Regions from separate parts of the Homo sapiens genome. Here region 2 is linked to region 1. Evidence: chromatin contacts called from ENCODE Hi-C data. All regions are on one chromosome and are shown on one strand. The core of a region is the stretch at or near the end of the contact, and the rest is flanking DNA. Distances in the headings are between cores, read along the strand shown.

Region 1 (3,805 bases), core at 491-2,990:
GGAACTTGGCCGGTGGAAGCATCATTCAGATATGATTCATTACAGGTAAGAGAAAGAAGACAGGAATCTGCAGAAGAAATCTTCCCATAAGTCTGATATTTCTGGAAAAGGGGACAGAGTTGTCTGCTCTTTGTGACTTAGACTGGGCCAGTGCCGAAATCACAAGTCCACAGAGTATGCCTGAAGGAAGATGGTTCTCAATGCACCCACTGGGAAAATGCACTCATCCTCAAATGACTGAGGCCGTTGTTTCCTTGCCTTTTAAGATCTCATCCCAGGAGGGATTCTTCTCACTTTCTTTCAGTCCTGAACTCAGAGGATTGTGCTGCTTAGGGAAGCCACCTCATTAGGACAACTCATTTTCCCTTCTCTCTAGTAGAGGTTACTGCCACAAGCTGAACACAGTGAAAAATAAACTGTGAACTTGAAGAGGGAGGAGGGAAGGTGGAGGTGTTTATCTCAAGCTTAAGAGAAGTTCTGCAAAAGGCGTTTTTTAGTTTGCCCAGTTTCATTTCTTTAATCCCTGGTTTCTCTGTGGTTTTGCTGTATGCTTGCCCAGACACGTCACATGCACCAGCCTTATAACTAGAAAAGTCTCTGGCCTCACAAGAAGAGGGAGATCTCCCTGAAAATAATCTCCGAAGGGTTGGTCTGGAGCAGGAAATGAGAGTGAAAGGCACATCTGTAGGAGGGGTTCCGCTTGCTCACACTCGGAATGTGCTCGCCCTCTCCTCCTCTCTTTGATGACAGGAAGTGCACATACTCCAAGCTCCATTTCCTCAATGTCCCAGGTGAAATTATCCCCGGAGAGAGGGATAACCCTAACTATTAAAAAGATGTATGCTTGATTCAATGTTCCAAATAATATTCAGCACAAACGAATCTCTGGACACCTAAGCTGTAATAGACCATGAGATTTGGAAGAGGATGAGGAAGAGTACTATCCAAGGAACCGGCTATCATCACAAATTCTGCAGACTCAGACACCTCTCGACAGCATGTCTCCAACAACCCCGCCCCCCATTCAGAGCCACTCTTCCGGAAATCAACTCACAGTTCACCTCCTGTCTAAATTCTGGTGTAGAAATGGAAACCTCTTGTAAGATGTCATAGATATTTTGGCTGAATCATCAGCAGAAGTTCTTGTCCATCCCTTAGACTTAGGATGGCCTGGTTAGTATGGTTTGATGGGACAAAGCTTGAATACCATGACCAGAAGCATTTCTGTGTTCTCCTGTCTAAGGTGAGTAGGATCCCTAGTATGTTACCCCCTCAGTTTTACTCAAGTGATTTGAAATCCAAGTGGATGATGTGGGTGGCTTTATGGATGTAAAGCAGCTACAATTGAGAGACTCTCGAGAAAGGTGGGTGGTAGTTGTGGAAATTCAGTCCAACAGGTGATCTAGGGATAAGGGACTCAAAACTATGATATTGTCCCTGTCCTTGAGATATTAACTATTCAGTAGGTGGGGCAGACAAATAAACAAACAATTACAGTAGAGTGTGACGCACACATTGGTCCGAGCAAAGTAGATAAGCACTAAAATGAAGAGGAGGTTAATTCTTTCCTGAGATGACAGGGTCAGGGAAGACAGACCAGAGGAGGTGACTCTATGAAGCAGGAATAATTGTTACTCTCATTTGAAAGAGGTAAGTGCCAGAGCGGGTGGCTCACACCTGTAATCCCAGAACTTTGGGAGGCTGAGGCAGGAAGATCACTTGAGGCCAGGATTTCCAGACCAAACTGGGTAATATAGTGAGACCATATCACTACAAAAAATTTTATAAGTTTATCCAGGCATGGAAGCATGCACCTGTAGTCTTAGCTACTCAGGAGCTGAGGCAAGAGGATCTCTTGAGTCTGGGAAATCGAGTCTGCAGTGAGCTATAATCATGCAATTGCATTCCAGCCTGGGTGACAGAATGAGACCCTATCTCAAAAAAACAAAACAAACAACAACAGAAAAAAAACTGAGACAGAAACTGTGGCTCAGCAAGATTGAATAATTTCCCTAAGTAATGCAACTATTAATTGCATTGTGGCTTCCCCAGGTGTGGGACTGAGTGGTGGTAGGAGAGAAAATTAAGTCAGGTTTCTGAGGGGTGCAGGCTGGGGCTAGTCAAAAAAGGATCAAGTCAGCCTTTACATCCCGATGACAGCAGGAAGAAGCTTAAAATCCCAAAAAGGGCAGCTTGCATGCAAGCAGTGGGGATTGTTGCCTTTATGGCATGAATACATACAACAAATTTTGTTTAAAATTTCTTTACCAAGGTCTATAGGGGCTTTATTCTACTGTCAGTGGTAAATTTTTTAATATGATACAGTCAACATCCTGGAAATGTTAACTCGCATCATCATTATCATGATTGTAAGGGTATTGGATTATGTTCTAAGAAAGAAAACACTGATCATGCGAAGGGTCAGAGAGTAAAGGAAGGTACATACTACACTATGGACTCATGAGGAGAAAGCCATAAGTGGGAAAAGGTCCCAGTACCAGCTTAAACATTTTGCCTCTTTTAAGAGGTACAAATGGTCTAGAAGGGTAAGGAGTATCTTCCCAAAGTTCTTACTCCCATCTTAATGTCCACAAATGAGATATTTATCAAGCACCCAGGGCAGCCCTCAAGCAGCATGAACAAGAAAGTGACCTCTGGAGTCAGATGTCTCAGTTCAAATCCTGGCTCTGTCACTTAGCAACTGTGTAACTTGGGGAAACTTCCTAAGCAATCTGCACCTTCATTTTACAAAATGAAAATAAAAATAACAGTAGCTTACCTGATAAGGTAAGTATGAGTTAAAATGAATAACTTAATATGTTAAATTAAATATATGAGGCAACTATGCAGCCATTATTTTCATGGCTGAGTGAAAAAGCATGCAAGTGCTAAGAAATCATTATAATTAGGGTTATTCATATGTGTTAGACAACAAAACAAAACATAATCCCTACTCATAATCTAATAGGAGCAAAAGGCAGTTATGGAGATAAGTGCAATGGAGGCATAGATGAAGGTGAGATGGGAAATGCATTTGGGAAGAACTAATAGTCAAAGAGTTTTTAAGAAACTAGAAAAAATAGTACAGGAGGGGGGCATCCTAGTAAAAGCAAACTGCTCAAAAGCAAGGAGGCATGATACCACCTGGTGCATTTGGTGGCTGCTAGTAATTAAAGATGGCAGGGGAACAGAATGGGAGGGAGGTGAACTGGAAGCATAGATGGGAGCTACATCACATGGTGCCTTAAATGCCAAGTCAGAGTCCAGATCACATGCCGAACACACGAAGGACTCAAAACTGGACTTTGAGAAGGAAGTGACACGATAAGACCTATATTCTTACAAGATCACTGAAAGAATTGTGGAATATGAGTTGGAAGGGGCTGAGATTATCAAGCAGCGAGACCTGTTTAGGAGCCTGTATTAGGAATTCAGAGACGAAAGAATGAATGAATAAGATGAGGTGTTGAGGATGTAGCAAAATATGTATATATATATATATATATATATATGAGAAATGAAATAGAAGGATGGGGATTGGTAAGTGATTAGATGGGAAGTATAAAGGGAAAGGAGTAGATAGGAAAGATGCTCAAGTTTCAGGTTTGGGCACATGAATGTGTAGTGGTGCATTCCCAGACACGAAATAAGAGGATCTGGAATGGGGGCAGGGAGAGAAAGTGTTCAAAACTGAAGTTCTGTTTTCAGCTCAATTTGCTTTAGGATAAGTGAATATGTGGGTTGATTGTATATAATGTATGTAATGATTATGCAAATCTTTGCAAATAGCTCAGATCATCCATTC
Region 2 (3,805 bases), core at 330-2,829, 120 kb after region 1:
AAATTTTTTAAAGTTTGGTCTATTCATGAAGTGATAATTGTGATGAGGGAGAATATTGCTTAAAATCATTCAAAATATTGTGTTCACTTGATGTATTTTTATTTTTGAAAAAAGCTCCTTTTCAAAGTTCTTAAGCAATCCTAAATAATCGTGTGAAGCAGACATTGTTACTACTATTCTCATTTTACAAACGAACACTGAACTTATCAAACAGTAGATGCCAAACATTTGAGGAAGATGAGTTTATGGAGACTGTGATCAAATGACATAACTGTTTGTCAAGTATTCACTTTCTTCTTGCACCTTCATGGAGGAATATAAGATTCTGCTACTTTGATGCTTGGCCATGTGACTCGATTTATCTAATGAGATGCTAGCAGACAAGAAATGAACAGATATTTGAAATACACTTGTGCAATTTGGCTTGTTCTTCTGCACTTCCACCATCACATGAAAGTGACATGCCCAAGCTGGCCCACAGGTGCCAGGAAAACAGAAAACACATGGAGCTGAGCTGGACTCACTTGCAGCTTGGTGCCAACATCTGTCGAGCCCAGCCTAAATCCACCAAGTCCCTGCAGTTTGACCAAATTCAGGTGCGTGAACAAGAGGAAATGATTGTTCTCTTAAGCTGCTAAGTTTTGGGGTGGTTCGTTAGGCAGTATTACTGGGGTAATAGCTAAGTGATGCAGAGAGGAAGAGAAAATGGAAAGCCAACAGGTCATTTTTAAAAAGAAGTAAATAAGCACAAGTAAATATTTTGATTGCTCAATATCACTCCGAAAATGGGAGAGCCAAATTCAAATCAAATTCCTCTGCCTCCACATGTTTTGGCTTTTCTAAGACATGGATTGGCTCTCTACAGTAGTAGCAATGTTGCAAGCAGTTTCACTATTTGTCTGTGGCACTGTAATTTCAGTGAGTAATTCTCTCACTCATATTATCACATGGATTGTTATTATTTACTCCATTATACTGGTTTTTATCAATGAGGAGATATAGTTATTAAATATGAGAAAAATGGCTAATAACTAACCACCATTTTAAAAACTTCTTTTGTGCCATAACACATCCACCACATTTATATAGAGCTGCTCTGTTCAATATGGCAGTAGTAATCAAATGTGACCATTTTAATTTAAATAAAATTAAAATTAAAATTCAGCTCCCCATTCACAGTAGCCACGTCTCAAGGATATAGCAGCTATATATTGCTAGTGGCTACCATATTGGACAGCACCAATATAGAATATTTCCATCATTACAGAAAGTTCTTTTGGACAGCACTGTTATAGAGAATATGCAAAAAGTAACACCCTCTTTTCAATTATGTCTAGTTGACTCATTTATAGAGCTTTGGGATACTTTCGACATGCTGTGCTTTACCGGGAATCCCTTGCTAAATAAATCTCTCTTGAATTAGGACATGGGGAGCCATACAATTCTGTCAGCAAAGCTGGCTGGTGACGTTAAAGAAAATGTGTAAAGGTAGTCCTGACCTCTGGCCCCCGATTCAGCTGGAGCTTACAGGATAAAAGAGCTTCTGTCTCCATCTGAAAGCATCTGGAGCATGCTCAGCAGTCATGCAGCTGTGCTTACCTCCAACTTGCTGCCAAGCTCAGAAGGGAACAAAATCAATTAAAGGGATAGATCACAGTGTTTACCAAGGAGGAAAACCCCCACATCTGGAACAGTGAGAAGAGTGGGCTGGTGATGAAAAAACACTGGGCATTGAGAAAATTACAAGTCTTGGTCCAGATCAGCCTCTATCTAGAGAAGTCATTTTCACTCTTTGAATTTTGTATTCCTGTCTGTAAGATAAGCTGAGCACATTTCCATACTGCCAAATGCCATCCGGCAGAATTTCCAGGCTTATCAAGCTATGATAATCCCCACCCTTCCCTTCAATGTCATCAGAGAGCTCTGTTCCATCTACAGGCTAACAGACAATGTTCAATTGCCCTTTGTAGAAATCTGACATTAGACATGTGCTAGAATGCCTCCTTCGGGAATAGTAAAAAATAAGTGAGCTTCTATGTAAAAGCACTTGGGGGTCTTGCATCTTGAGAAGGAGCTACCCATCTCACAATGCAGATTCTCAGCCTCAGAAAAAGGCTAAACATTTAAAGATTGAGTATTTAAAACATTATAGTTGCACTAGCAACTTTTTAAATGCTTGAAATACAAAAATGAATACATGCCTGGTGTGAGCAGTGTTTTACAATTTCTCTTCCAAATGAAAGAGACCCCCTGTTTCTTTTCATTTGGTGGCTTGGTTTATACTTTCATTTTTACAGTCCAGACAACCAGCAAAGTAAAATTCAAGCCTACTTTTGTTCTTTACAAAAGGAGCTTGTTTTAAAATAAAAAGGTTAATAAAAAAATGAATAAAAGAGCTTCTTTGACCTTTTCTGAAAGGTAGATTATTACCATGGAGAATGAAGTAATCACTTATTCCATAAGTATTTTATTCCACCTGAGTTTCCAAACTTAAATAAAACTACCAGCACTAAAGGTCTTATTATACTTACCAATATAGAGACCATTCAATTCCAAACTGTCCTAAATTCTAAAAAAGAATTTAGAAGTTAAAAAAATCAAACTTATTCCCCCTCGTTACTCAAAATATTTTATTTAAGAAAACAATAACACAGATAAGTCACTAAAATCTACCTGATGATTCAAATCTGATGAGTCAATGCTTCATCAATTATAAGCACATGATTAACTGATAATTGTTGATTAGCATTTTCTGAAATTATTTATTTATTTATCCTAGGAATACAATTCTCATTAAGGTATATTATATACCCAAAAGGTGTGGTTGAATTCATCACAAGGCAATTAACTACTGTGTAGAAAGCAATATAAGAAGACACTACTAGCTCAAAGAGATATACATAAACATAATGATGTCATGGTTCCTGTTTTCTAGAAGTAGTGATTTGGTAGGGTTGAAAATACAAGCTACTCACCATAGGTCTAGGTACAGTGAAATAGAGGTATATACAAAAATCCAAATGAAATGCAATACATTCTGACCACTTGGATCACAGAAGACTTGGCAGAGAATGGAGCACTAAAGTCAAACCTAAAACAACAGGGGTCCCTAATCCCCGGGCCATGGACAGTACCTGTCTGTGGCCCGTTAGGAACCAGGCTGCATAGCAGGAGGTGAGTGGCGGGCAAGTGAGCATTACTGCCTGAGCTCTGCCTCCAGTCAGATCAGTGGTGACATTAGATTATCATAGAAGCATTATTGTGAACTGTGCATGTGAGGAATGTAGGTTGTGCACTCCTTATGACAGTCTAATGCCTAATGATCTGAGATGGAACAGTTTCATCCTGAAACCATCCCCACCCAGCAGGTCCATGGAAAAATTGTCTTTCATGAAACCAGTCCCTGATGCCAAAATGATTGGAGACCACTGCTTTAAAGGATAGGCGGAAAGTGAGGAAGAGTGTTCCAGTCTACAAGAAGGAAGTATAATTGCATTTTCATGGAGGTGAAGTTAGCCAAGAGAATGAGCATAAGCCATGTGGTGGAGACCAGAGGAGATGAAGCCAGAAGGGAACATTGAAAGCAGATGATTGAGAGCACTGAATGACACCTTAAGGGATTTGAATTTTACTTGTAGATCAGAAGTTTACTTTGTGAGTAGTCAATCCCCCACCTAGAGATTTCTAAGCAGGGGATTGACATATTCTTATCAGCATATTAGGAAGTTCATCCTGACAGCCCATGACAGCTGGAATCAAAGAGACCTTTTGGGAAAATGTTTTGTGGTCCAGAGATGGTCCAGGC

What was found. Hi-C counts contacts between places; a loop is a spot of excess contacts on that map. Pooled maps may share reads with other maps.
Region 2: a map of dorsolateral prefrontal cortex shows a loop between it and region 1 (4-fold over the local background). The contact joins the enhancer-like site here to the promoter of LINC03092 in region 1. A Hi-C loop is called at or near these places in 5 of 168 maps with a recorded cell type or tissue (dorsolateral prefrontal cortex, endothelial cell of umbilical vein, heart left ventricle and 2 more) and 3 of 50 pooled maps.

What each region holds. Positions count from the first base shown.
Region 1 is chr18:55,994,146-55,997,950 of GRCh38, reverse strand. It overlaps LINC03092 (long intergenic non-protein coding RNA 3092), which reads right to left and starts at 1,740. Exons shown (of 2, transcript XR_001753454.2): 1 at 1-1,740.
Region 2 is chr18:55,873,490-55,877,294 of GRCh38, reverse strand. No RefSeq gene overlaps it. Among named protein-coding and RNA genes, the nearest start is that of LINC01416, 45 kb to the left of the region's middle. Within about 2 kb of position 1,579, at least 2 of the 41 ENCODE cell types and tissues checked have a DNase peak (open chromatin) inside an H3K27ac peak, as active enhancers do; they include dorsolateral prefrontal cortex and heart right ventricle, where a contact is called at or near this core.